Regions from separate parts of the Homo sapiens genome. Here region 2 is linked to region 1. Evidence: read pairs that join two places in POLR2A ChIA-PET (ENCODE). Cell type or tissue: MCF 10A. All regions are shown on one strand. Each heading gives the region's core, and the rest is flanking DNA. Links, peaks and the distances in the headings are about the cores only.

Region 1 (6,834 bases), core at 1,473-5,472:
CGTAGTCTTTACCAGATGCCCAAAGAATCTTTGGAAAAAGGTTAGGAAGGCCTGTAGAAACTCATGCCTCCATGACAATACCCATGTGGAACACAGAGCTCCCAGTTGGTTTTTACTTTGGCCCTAGGCCTTCTCCCAAATGATTTAATGGAAGTGGTGATAAAAAGGCCCTTTTTGTTCTTGATATTAAGGAGATTCTTAGTGAAGAAAGCCTGTTGGAACATTTCAAATAACAATTCTAGGCTGGGCTCAGTGGCTCATGCCTGTAATGCCAGCTCTTTGGGAGGCCAAGGTGGGTGGATCACTTGAGGCCAGGAGTTCAAGACCAGCCTGGCCAACATGGCAAAACTCTGTCTCTACTAAAAATACAAAAATCAGCTGGGCGTGGTGGTGCACGCCTGTGGTCCCAGCTACTTGGGACGGTGAGGCATGAGAATCGCTTGAACCTGGGGGACAGAGTTTGCAATGAACCAAGATGTAGCCACTGCACTCCAGCCTGGGGGACAGAGTGAGACTCTGTCTCAATAAATAAATAAGTAAATAAATAAATACTCGATATTTGAAGAGAAATGCCATTTATTTCCTCTAAGTGCTGTTTAACACTCACTTCTAGGCTGGGTGCGGTGGCTCATGCCTATAATCCCAGCACTTTGGGAGGCTGAGGTAGGAGGATTGCTTGAGCCCAGGAGTTCAAGACCAGCCTGGGCAACAAAGTGAGACCCCATCTCTAAAAAAATAAAATATAAAATTAGCCAGGCATAGTGGTGGACTTATAGTCCTAGCTACTCAGGAGGCTGAGGTGGGAGGATCACTTGATCCCAGTTTTAGGTTGCAGTGAGCTGTGATGGCACAACTACACTCTGGCCTGAGTGACAGAGCAAGACCCTGTTTCAAAAAATAAATAAATAATAAAATAAAACTCACTTCTAGAAAATCTTTTCTCTTTTGGATCCGTTTTTTTTCTTGCATTCCGTTACTGCTTATTCAATTGCTTATCACTGTATACTTATTAGTTTACAGGTCTATTTTGTCTCTGCAACTGGATTATAAAAGTGCCCTTGAGAAGTTTATTTCTCAGGATGACCAGGACAGTGTTCTACAAATAGACACTCAATAAATGGTTCCTGATGAGTGCAAGGCCTCTCAGAAAAGTGAACTTATTTATCATAAAAGCAAGATGAAAAAACAATATGGTTAATTACAAGGAGGTAAAAAAGAGGAATCTTTGATTCTGGATGGTACTTGCGAAAGGAATTGTGTATTTATAAACATTGTGTTGTAAACATTGTGTTTATAAATAGCTTGTATTTACTAGTGAGGATTAAAAATCATCTTTAATAGAACGTGATCTTTTAAATGACCTGAAAATTCCATTTTCTATCACCAGCGAAGAGTAGGCCAGGTTTTCTCTAACGAGCAGATTGTGTGATAAAAGAACATTGCTAAATTAATTTCTTTCTAAAATATTTGATACAGGGGCTGGGTGTGGCGGCTTGTGCCTGTAATCTCAGCACTTTGGGAGGCCAAGGCAGGTGGATTACTTGAGGTCAGAGTTCGAGACCAGCCTGGTCAATATGGTGAAACCCCGTCTCTACTAAAAATACAAAAATTAGCTGGGCATCATGGTGGATGCCTGTAATCTCACCTACTTGGAAGGCTGAGGGAGGAGAATCACTTGCATCTGGGAGATGGAGGTCGCAGTGAGCCAAGAGCAGGACACTGCACTCCAGCCTGGGTGACAGAGCAAGACTCCGTCTCAAAAAAAAAAAAAAAAAAATCAAGTTTCTGAAAATTCCACCAGATGGGGAAATGCTGACAATATGCTAGTTAAATTTAGTATTCATCTCAATGTAGAATCTGTATTAATCTCCATGATATTAAAAATGCATAAAAAAATTTGATAGAGGAATTTGGCCATGGCTTATATGTGGACAGACAAGTTTTACAGTAAAAGCAAAAGCATAGAATAACAGAAAATATAACCATGACTTTTTAAACTATAGGATATTCCATTTCAAAGATGCTATAGTTATGGTAGTTTTAAAAATTTCTTATCTATTGAAACCATTGTTACATGTTGCTGCAAAGCGGCTTACAAATCTAAATTCAGATACGACACATGATTTTCCTAGTCAATGATTTATTTCATGCTATCAAAATGTTATCTTCATTAAAAATGTTTTTAATGCCGGGCATGGTGGCTCACGCCTGTAATCCCAGCACTTTGGGAGGCCGAGGCGGGTGGATCATGAGGTCAGGAGATCGAGACCATCTTGGCTAACACGGTGAAACCCCGTCTCTACTAAAAATACAAAAAATTAGCCGGGTGCGGTGGCGGGCGCCTGTAATCCCAGCTACTCAGGAGGCTGAGGCAGGAGAATAGCATGAACCCGGGAGGTGGAGCTTGCAGTAAGCCGAGATAGCACCACTGCAGTCCAGCCTGGGCAAAAGAGCGAGACTCCATCTCAAAAAAAAAAAAATGTTTTTAATATATTTTTCTTTCCACATTTATAAATTTCCTGAGCCAATTCTGAAGCTTAAATGATCCTAAATGTCTACAATACTAAAAATATAGTCAATATTTTCCAAATAATTATTAAAGCTCTGCATTCTTTCATTTAATTTTGAAATTAATCAAGTCCTGTCATTTCTCCTACATACCTCTCAAATCCACCTACCCCAAATGTATTTGCCACTGCCTTGATTTAGGCATCTTAATCGCCTCCAATTTCTTTCTCCTTACACATATTCTTATCATGGTCATAAAACAATCAGGTTTGTGTTTCAGAAAGATCATACCACTCCTTTGCTTAAAACCCTGCACCAGCTCCTTAGCACAAAATTTCACATGGTATCCAATGCCCTCAATGATCTAGCTCATACCCACCTCTCCTGCACTTCTCTCATCACAGTGCCTCACGCTTGACTCAATAGCAGCTGTAATGAAACATTTGCAAGGCATCTGCGGTTTTTTTTTTTCTCTAGGACAATCCTTTCATACAGATTTCTGGTGAACTCTATCATCCTTTACAACCCAGCTCAAACATTACTTCTGGAAGGCCTTCTCCAAGCCCATTTCAACTCCAAAGTTAAGCACTCCCTCTTCTAAATCTAGTAGTAACATATGGTTGTATTTATCACATTGTATTACATCATAATTATTTGTTTATGTGCTTGCTTGCCTTCCCTATATCATGGAAAGCTTTTTGAGCCTAAGAAAGGTGCTTCGTGTTTGTTGAACTGAACTGAATTTGATCTAATGGTCTGAGCTGAGTAATTGGGAAACAGATGGGATGTTTCCAGAGTGATTCATAGTAGCCAGGATGATCATGTTTCTCCACAGCAAACATAAATCATGTTTCTTTAATCACAAGGATTACCAGACTTTGCTGGAATAGCAAACAAAATGCAAACTCTCTCTTAGTTAAATGAAGACTAAATATCCACGAGCTAATTAGTCAATGTATGATCTGCATAATTTGAGCCAAATTAGTAAATATCACTTTTTCATCAAATATAGATTGAGTGCTTCTGGCTTAGTGCAAAATGTATACATTATGTTTTATCTTACATCTTTATATGAAAGGGACAAAGTAGATTAGAGGATGGATTATTTACACTGTGCACCAGGAACTAGCAACTATTAAACTTTATCATACAAATACAAGGGGAAAAGTAGAATCCTGATATATTGGAAACTATTTATTTTGTAAAATAATTCCTTTGGGGAACAGTAAAAATCATGTCTATTATCAATTCCCAGTGTAACAAAAAACAAAAATGTCTATTATCAATTCCCAATGGCACAATAAACAGAAGAAAATTTTGTGGTTTCAGATCTTAATGGTAGATGGCACTAAGTCATGCAGCGAGCACTTAGGTAGGTGCAATGCATAATTTTCAAGATTCAAATCTGTTGTGACTAGAGCCACAACAGTTCTTTCTGGGATGAAAAATACCAAGGAATCTGCACAAACAATATTTGAGTAAAGTTTCCCTCTTACCAGCATATATTGATAACTTAAAACCAGTTTTAACTACAGGAATCTTCCTATTAGTCATAATAGCTTAACACAAGTAATTTGTAGTGTTTAAAGCTAACTCATGATTTAGCTTTCTTATTTGTTCTTTTCTATATTTTGCAGAGGTTCTCTATAAAACATGTTATTTTTGAAATAAAAATAAATACAATTTTCTGAGAGTTAGCCAGAAGAATATCATTCATATTACTTAATGATAGTAATCATATCAGTTAGCCCATTTTTAGGATGTTCTTATGAGAATATAATTTTTTTTTTTTTTTGAGATGGAGTCTCACTCTGTCACCCACGCTGGAGTGCACTGGCATGATCTCAGCTCACTGCAAGCTCCACCTCCCGGGTTCACCCCATTCTCCTGCCTCAGCCTCCTGAGTAGCTGGGACTACAGGCACCCGCCATCACGCCCAGCTAATTTTTTGTATTTTTTAGTAGATCTGTCTGCCTCGGCCTCCCAAAGTGCTGGGATTACAGGCGTGAGCCACCGCGCCCGGCCTAGGCTGTGTTTTTAACCCAAGGGTCATTTTCTTTTTTCTTTTTTTCTTTTTTTGAGACAGAGTCTCTCTCTGTCGCCCAGGCTGGAGTGCAATGGTGCAATCTCGGCTCAATGCAACCTCTGCCTCCTGGGTTCAAGCGATTCTCCCACCTCAGCCTCTTGAGTAGCTGGGATTACAGGCGTTCACCACCACGCCTGGCTAAGTTTTGTATTTTTAGTAGAGACGGGGTTTCACCATGTTGGCCAGGCTGGTCTCGAACTCCTGGCCTCAGGTGATCTGCCTGCCTTGGCCTTCCAAAGTGCTGGGATTACAGGTGTAAGACACCACGCCCGGCCCATTTTCTAGAATTCTATTTACTTATTTAATATATTGCAAAGAGGAAATCAGAAAGAAAGAAAACATCCAGCTCAGAACAGGAAGCTTTTTTGTTTGTTGTGGCAATGTTACTGAATGACACTTGCATTAATCCCAAAACATTTTTTTTCACAGCCAGAGCATGACACCTATCTAAATCAGTCACATGGTATTTCTTAAGAACTGCTATACTGTGATAAATATAATATAAAACAAAACATTTTTCTCTAGCAGGTAGATAAAAACAAAACAATGAAGTATTTAAATGCTTTCAAAATAAAAATAAACAGGATCTGCTTTGAAGTCAAAAAAATAAGGAGAGGGCCAAGCGCCGTGGCTTATGCCTGTAATCCCAGCACTTTGGGAGGCCGAGCTCAGTTGGTGGATCACTTGAGGTCAGGAGTTTGAAACCAGCCTGGCTGACATAGTGAAACCCCGTCTCTACTAAAAAATACAAAAAATTAGCTGGGCATGGTGGTGCGCGCCTGTAATCCCAGCTACTCAGGAAGGCCGAGGCAGGAGAATCACGTGAACCTGGGAGGTGGAGGTGGCAGTGAGCTGAGATCATGCGACTGCACTCCAGCAAGGCTCCATCTCAAAATAATAATAATAATAATTAATAATAATAATAATAATGAGATGGCCGGGTGTGGTGGCTCATGCCTGTAATCCCAGCACTTTGGGAGCCCCAGGTAGGTGGATTGCTTGAGGTCAGGAGTTCGAGACCAGCTTGGCCAATATGGTGAAACCCTGTCTCTACCAAAATACACAAAAATTAGGCAGGCGTGGTGGTGCGTGCCTGTAGTCCCACCTACTCGGGAGGTTGAGGTGGGAGAATTGTCTGAGCCCTTGGAAGCGAAGGTTGCAGTGAACCGAGATCACACTATTTTACTCCAGCAGCCTGGGTCACAGAGTGAGACTCCGTCTCAGAAAAAAAAAAAAAAAAAAAAAAATGCTGGGCGCGGTGGCTCATGCCTGTAATCTGAGCACTTTGGGAGGCTGAGGCGGGCAAATCATGAAGTCAGGAGTTCGAGACAAGCCTGGCCAACATGGTGAAACCCCATCTCTACTAAAAATACAAAAATTTAGCTGGGCATAGTGGTGGACACCTGTAATCCCAGCTACTCGGGAGGCTGAGGCAGAAGAATCGCTGAAACCCAGAGGGCGGAGGTTGCAGTGAGCTGAGATGGTGCCACTGTTCTCCAGCCAGGGGGACAGAGTTAGACTCCATCTCAAAAAAATAATAATAATAATAATGAGAGAAGTTTTGCAGTCAACTTCCTAATAATAAATAATTCTATTATGGCAAATATTGAAAGTAGACACATGACTCAATATATAATAGTATTTTTTAAAATTATTAATCAACAATTTTGTTTTCCTTTTAAGCCTAAAAAAAAGAAACCCAGGTACTTCTTTTGCTATTTAATTTTTTTTTTTTTAAGACAGTCTCACTCTGTTGCCCAGGGTGGAGTGCAGTGGCGCCATCAAGGCTCATGGCAACCTTCTGCCTCCCGGGTTCCAGCGATTCTTGTACCTCAGCCTCCCGAGTAGCTAGGATTACAGGTGAGCACCACTGTGCCTGGCTAATTTTTGTATTTTTAGTAGAGATGGGGTTTCGCCATGTTGGTCAGGCTGGTCTCAAACTCCTAGCCTCAAGTGATCCGCCTGCCTTGGCCTCCCAAAATGCTGGGATTACAAGCATGAGCCACTGTGCCTGGTCCCCAGGTACATTTTTAAATCTTTTTTTTTTTTTTTTTTTTTTTTTGAGACAGAGTCTTGCTCTATTGCCCAGGCTGGAGTGCAGTGGCGTGATCTCGGCTAACTGCAACGTCCGCCGCCTGGGTTCAAGAAACTCTCATGCCTAAGCCTCCTGAGTAACTGGGATTACAGGCGCGTGCCACCATACCCAGCTAATTTTTGTATTTTTAGTAGAGACGGTGTTT
Region 2 (6,834 bases), core at 1,338-5,337, 51 kb before region 1:
AATTGTCTGTGGAGACAGGGTCTCACTATGTTGCTTAGGCTGGTATGAAAGAACTTTAATACCTATATTTTCATATGATTTCCTTCTTTTATAACCCTAGTTTATGCACTTAATCATTTTTCTGGAATCCTGCAAAATACCTGACCAATACTCCTCAAAACTGTCAAAGTCATGAAAAAAAGGGAAGATTGAGACACTACCACAGACCAGAGGAGACAACTAAATACAATGTGGTTTCTTGGATTAGATCCCGGAACAGAAAAAGGACATTGGTGGAAAAACTAGTGGCAGTCTGGCATCTAGTTAATAATAATGTACCAATGTTAGTCTCTTACTTTCAGGAAATGTGCCACAGTATTGTAAGATGACCACTTTAGGGGAAACTGAAACTGAGTGAGGAGCATGTGGAAACTGTACTTACTATCTTTGCAACTTGTTTGTAAATCTAAAATTATTGCAAAATAAAAAGCTTATTTTTATTTTATTTATTTTATTTTTTTTGAGACAGGGTCTCACTCTGTCACCCAGGCTGGAGTGCAGTGGCACGATCTCGCCTTACTGTAACCTCCGCCTCCTGGGTTCAAGCGATTCTCCTGCCTTGGCCTCCCGAGTAGCTGGGATTACAGGTGCCTGCCACCACGTCTGGCTGATTTTTGTATTTTTAGTTGAGACGGAGTTTCACCATTTTGGTCAGGCTGGTCTCGAACTCCTGGCCTCAAGTGATCCTCCTGCCTCGGCCTGCCAAAGTGCAGGTATTACAAGCGTGAGCCACTGTGCCTGCCCTAAAAAGCCTATTTTTAAACAAGCATTATTCTGAGAAGGGATTCAGGCATCTACAGCACAAAAGGATTCAGAATGCTTGCCATAGAGCTGCAGATGCTGTTGAGTGAGGGCAGAGAGAGCACCAGGATCAAACGGACAGTCTTGCGGGCCAAAGCCTGGCAGCAGGAACATCACTTCTGCCCAGATAGGTCCTGTGGCCCATCCTGAGGCAGTGGGTGTGGGAACTGTAACCCCTGATCTGGGCAGCAATAACCCTGAACTCTGGAAGGGGCACATGCCTCAGCTAGCCACCTGCCACCTGCCACATGAGTTCAAGGAGATCCTTTCTATCGATCATGGCTTAAACAGATGACAAATTAAGCTGATTCAAGGACGTTCACTTACAAAGAAAAGAAGTTCAAAGTTGAAGGTAGGGATAATGCAGGAAATCAGGGTCAGCAGAAATCCCAAATAATTTAAATCTCCTTAAGGGCAGGAATAACTCCACCATAGCAGTAGTATAGTAAGAAGTCCTTAATGGACCCCCAACACCCCCAACAATAGTTTTTTTTTTTTTTTTTTGAGACGGAGTCTTGCTCTGTCGCCCAGACTGGAGTGCAGTGGCGCGATCTCGGCTCACTGCAAGCTCGCCTCCCAGGTTCACGCCATTCTCCCGACTCAGCCTCCCAAGGAGCTGGGACTACAGGTGCCCACCACCACACCCAGCTAATTTTTTCTATTTTTTAATAGAGACGGGGCTTCACCGTGTTAGCCAGGATGGCCTCGATCTCCTGACCTCGTGATCCGCCCGCCTCGGCCTCCCAAAATGCTGGGATTATAGGTGTGAGCCACCACGCCCAGCCTACCCCAACAATAGTTTTAATTGAATTGCAGTAAAATGGAATTGGCCAGTCACAGTGGCTCATGCCTATAATTCCAGCACTTTGGGAGACTGAAGTGGGTAGATTGCTAGAGCCCAGGAGTTTGAGATCAGTCTGAGCAACATGGTGAGACCCTTCCTCTACAAAAAATACAAAGAATTAGATGGGGCTTGCACGCACCTGTGGTCCCAGCTACTCAGGAGGCTGAGAGGGTGGGAGAATCGCTTGAGCCCGGGAGGCAGAGGTTGTAGTGAGCTGAGATCACCCCATTGCACTCCAACCTGAGGAACAGAGCAAGACCCTATCTCAAAAACAACAACAACAACAACAAAAGAAGTAAAAAGCTGGGGGATATAAAGCAAAACTGACCTTGAGCAGAAAAGTTAAAGAATGACTTTTTCAAGTGCAGACTTAAGGCCGGGCGCGGTGGCTCACGCCTGTAATCCCAGCACTTTGGGAGGCCGAGGCGGGCGGATCACGAGGTCAGGAAATCGAGACCATCCTGGCTAACACGGTGAAACCCTGTCTCTATTACAAATACAAAAAATGAGCGTGGCACGGTGGCGGGCGCCTGTAGTCCCAGCTAGTCGGGAGCCTGAGGCAGGAGAATGGTGTGAACCCGGGAGGTGGAGCTTGCAGTGAGCCGAGATCGCGCCACTGCACTCCGGCCTGGGCGAAAGAGCGAGACTCTGTCTCAAAAAAAAAAAAAAAAAAAAGTGCAGACTTAAGTCAGACAAACTGCATTTGAGTTCTGGATTTGCCACTTGTTACTGAAACAGGACTTGTATTTGTAAATATTAAAACAATGAATCTAAATACTTCCTTAAATTTTGTTTGCTAGCTTCCCATCTCTGGACTGAAAGCCTAGAGATTTATTGCCCCATGACAAGAGAGAGCAGTCACCCGCCCTTTTTTGAAGGACATTTGGGTCTTCTAGTTAGAATATCAAGTGCCTAAATGGCCGGGCGCGGTGGCTCATGCCTGTAATCCCAGGACTTTGGGAGGCCGAGGTGGGCGGATCGCGAGGTCAGGAGATCAAGACCATCCTGGCTAACACGGTGAAACCCTGTTTCTACTTAAAAAAAAAAAAAAAAAAAAAATTAGCCGCGCGTTGTGGCGGGCGCCTGTAGTCCCACCTAGCTACTCCGGAGGCTGAGGCAGAAGAATGGCGTGAACCCGGGAGGCAGAGCTTGCAGTGAGCCAAGATTGCGCCACTGCACTCCAGCCTGGGCGACAGAGCAAGATTCCATCTCAAAAGAAAAAAAAAAGAATATCAAGCTTCTGACTATGTAAACAAGATATTCCTGCCTGCTCGTAAGACTTTTCCATAGTCTAGAGCGGAGGAGGAGACAAAGTTAGGTGGGGAGAAAAAGGAAAAGTGGGAGAGATAGGAGGAGGGAATGACAGACGCAAGGATCTTGATTTCTTTAGGTTTGGAGGGAATTGGGGCATCAGAGGCTTTGAAGCAACTGCTGATGGTAAGGGGAGGTTCTTGCCCTGTTTCCCATTTTAGGACGCAGAGATGACTTGACAGGAGGGCTGCCCCTTTTCTAATCTGGCAGTTCAGCCCAGTCAGGGCTGATCTTGAGGTAGGGGGAGATCTTGAGATTTAGCTTTCCCTGGGGTGTGACTGAGGCCCAGAAGTTTCCCAACCCTCAGCCCTTCCTCAAAATTAGAAGATAGCCGAGTTGGATGCCAGAAGGTCTTCCATATGTAAAGTTCCCAGCCAATATTAGTATTGAGTATTCAGCTATGTAGAGATTTTCTGAGGACTGAGACAAAACTTTGAAAAGGTCTTTTCTCATCTCCATGCCTAGAGATCTTAGAATAGATCACAATTCCTGGCCCTCTTCCTGTCTCCTCCTCTCCCCAATTCCCACCAGCTCCCTTCACCAGCTTCATCTGGGATGATTTCAGTCTAGGGCTTCTCAGAAGCAGAGAGTTCAACCAAATGACCTCTTGAGGTTTCTTTCTACTTCTACTTTATGACTCAGAGAATGTATTGAATTACTTACTCTTTTATATTCTACAGCCACATTTTTCAGTCACTTCTCTGACCTTGCTATCTACACAATTTCCTTGTTTTGCAGTTTCTAAAAAGGAAAGTCAGATAGAACATGTGTATTCTCATTTTAAAAGCATACTGACAGCATGCGATAAATTCTAAATTATTAAAAATATCTCGGCTGGGCAAGGTGGCTCACGCCTGTAATCCCAGCACTTTGGGAGGCCGAGGTAGGTGGACCACTTGAAGCCAGGAGTTCGAGACCAGCCTGGCCAACATGGTAAAACCCTGTCTCTACTAAAAATACAAAAATTAGCTGGGTGTGGTGGCACATGCCTGTAATCCCAGCTACCTGGGAGACTGAAGCAGGAGAATCACTTGAAATCTGGTAGGTAGAGGTTGCAGTGAGCCAAGATTGTGCCACTGCACTCCAGCCTGGGCAACAGAGTGAGACTCTATCTCAAAAAAAAAACAAAAAAAACCTCTTTCCCCCTCTTGCATTTAATTGAATGGTATAAACGTGGTGTGGAAGGCTTTCAGAAATTCCAGTGAAAACCACCATCACCTGCCACAGAACTCATTAAAAGGCTGAGACTGCAGTAGTTATAAAGGTCTGGTGCGAGACAGGAGTGTGGTGTTCTTGAGAAGCTGAAAGATGGTCAGTCTGGCTGGTGGGATCTGTCAGGCCTCTGAGCCCAAGTTAAGCCATCATATCCCCAGTGACCTGCACTTATACATCCACATGGCCTGAAGCAACTGAAGATCCACAAAAGAGGTGAAAATAGCCTTAACTGATGACATTCCACCATTGTGATTTGTTTCTGCCCCACCTTAAATGATCAATGTACTTTGTAATCTCCCCCACCCTTAAGAAGATTCTTTGTAATTCTCCCCACCCTTGAGAATGTACTTTGTGAGATTCACCCCCTGCCCGCAAAACATTGCTCCTAACTCCACCACCTATCCCAAAACCTGTAAGAACTAATGATAATCCCACCACCCTTTGCTGACTCCCTTTTCAAACTCAGCCCGCCTGCACCCAGGAGAAATAAACAGCCTTGTTGCTCACACAAAGCCTGTTGGTGGACTCTCTTCACCGGGATGCGCGTGACAGGATCCATGATCTGGAAGCCTCCATAAAGGGATGTGGGGGTGACTGGCCCCAACCTTCTTTCTTTTTTTTTCCTGGCCACGTAGAGAGACTATATTCCCTGGCTCCCATACAGATAGGAGTAGCTGTGTGACTAAGTTCAATGGAACATGATTGAAAATGATGTGTGCACATCCGTAACAACTTAGCATAACCTTAGTTGCTTAACACAACATAAATTTATTCTCTTACTTCTGGAGGCCGGAAGTCTGAAATGAGCTTCACAGGGCTCAAGTCAGAGTGTTGTTGGCAGGGCTGCTTCCTTCTGAAGCTCTAGTGGGGAATTCTTGCTTTTTCTGGCCTCTGGAGGCCTTCTGCATTCCTTGGCTTGTGACTCATTCCTTGCATCACTCCAGTGTTTTCAATCTTCATATCTCCTTACTTCTTTATCCTTGACTTTCTTGCCTCGCTCTTATAAGGTCATTATATTTAGGGCTCATCCAGATAATCCAGGATAATCTCCCCATTTTAAGTCCCTTAATTTAATCACAGCTACAAAGTATCTTTTGCAATAAAGATAACAATCACAGATTCCAGAGATTAAGATGTGGACATCTTTAGAGGCCATTATTCTGCTGACCACAGTGATCCTAGACACTCCATCTCTCCATATCTGCCAGCTGAATGCAGAGAATGAGGAAGCCAAAGAGATAGGGGAAGCCAAAGAGTAGAAGGAGCCTGTGTTGCTGAATGACCAGGTAGAGCAGAGCTCCCTTGCTGAGTACACTGGACTGTGAAATGAAGGAGAAAAAAAAATTATTGTGTTAAGCCACTGTGGTCTTTTAAAGACACACCTCACCAAGCTCAGCCTCCAACTTAAAAATGACTGGACAGTACTTTTACCTATTGCCCTTCTCAGAATTAGAGCCTGTCCTTGAGATGCTACAGTGTACAGTCCATTTAGACTTTTATATGGATGCATTTTTTTTTTTTTTTTTTTTGAGACCGAGTCTCGCTCTGTCACCCAGGCTGGAGTGCAGTGGCATGATCTCGGCTCACTGCAACCTCTGCCTCCCAGGTTCACGCCATTCTCCTGCCTCAGCCTCCTAAGAAGCTGGGACTACAGGCGCCCGCCACCATGCCTGGCTAATTTTTTGTATTTTTAGTAGAGACGGGGTTTCACTGTGTTAGCCAGGATGGTCTCGATCTCCTGACCTCATGATCCGCCCACCTTGGCCTCCCAAAGTGCTGGGATTACAGGCGTGAGCCACCACGCCTGGCCTGGATGCACTTTCTTACTCGGCCCCAGCCTCGTCCCAGACACCGGCCCTCTAGGCGGCTATCTTCCAGTCCTCCAGTAAGCTAGACAGGAAATTCACCAGGCTGCTAATCTTCTCTTGCCTATTCCAAATTCCTAGCCATAAGAAGACACCCTAGCTGGACGATCAGTTCTTGTTAAGAGTCTGACCCCTCAAACCCTACAACCTCAATGGACTAGACCCTACTTAGTCATCTATAGTACTCCAACCGCCGTCTGCCTGCAGGACCCTCCCCATTGGGTTCACTGTTCCAGGATAAAGCTGTGTCCCTCGGACAGCCAGCCTGATATCTCCTCTTCCTCCTGGAAGTCACAAGTATTCTCCCCTACTTCCCTTAAACTCATTTGCATTTCTGAAGAACAGTAATAACCCTTATGAGCCTAATACATCCCTTCATTCTATTAGGTCTATCCATCCTTACCCTACTCTTTGCAACAGGACTTTATGCAGTCACCCCCACTACTTGGACTGTGCCCCAAAACTTGTCATCCCTACTATATTCTGTCTAGTCATACTCCTATTCACCATTCTCAACTACTCATAAATGACCTGCTCTTGTTTACACTGCCGGTTTACATTGTTTCTCCAAGACATCATAGCTGATATCTCCTGGTGCTATCCCCAAACTGCCACTCTTGACTCCCTCTTGGAGTGGATAGATGATCTATGGTGGCAGGGCACCCCCCAGTACTTCCACCCTGATGAAGTTCTATTCTTTACTTTTGTACTCACTCTTATTCTCATTCCCATTCTTATGCCACTCTCTACCTCTCCCTA

Evidence for each region. Peaks named below come from ENCODE experiments on the same cell type or tissue, not always from the same donor. Only the 100,000 strongest peaks of a DNase experiment are listed, where the experiment ranks them.
Region 2: POLR2A ChIA-PET joins it to region 1 with 5 read pairs; 10 of 35 experiments call an interaction of 5 or more read pairs at or near these places.

Annotation. Positions count from the first base shown.
Region 1 is chr14:34,697,036-34,703,869 of GRCh38, forward strand. It overlaps LOC107984628 (a long non-coding RNA gene), which reads right to left and starts at 4,305. Exons shown (of 3, transcript XR_001750947.2): 1 at 2,888-4,305. In MCF 10A, for the core only: no CTCF peak of the experiment used is centred there; a DNase peak (open chromatin) is centred at 3,286.
Region 2 is chr14:34,645,969-34,652,802 of GRCh38, forward strand. No RefSeq gene overlaps it. Among named protein-coding and RNA genes, the nearest start is that of SNX6, 19 kb to the left of the region's middle. RefSeq lists an enhancer at 2,698-3,536 and a silencer at 5,876-6,094. In MCF 10A, for the core only: no CTCF peak of the experiment used is centred there; DNase peaks (open chromatin) are centred at 3,563 and 5,073.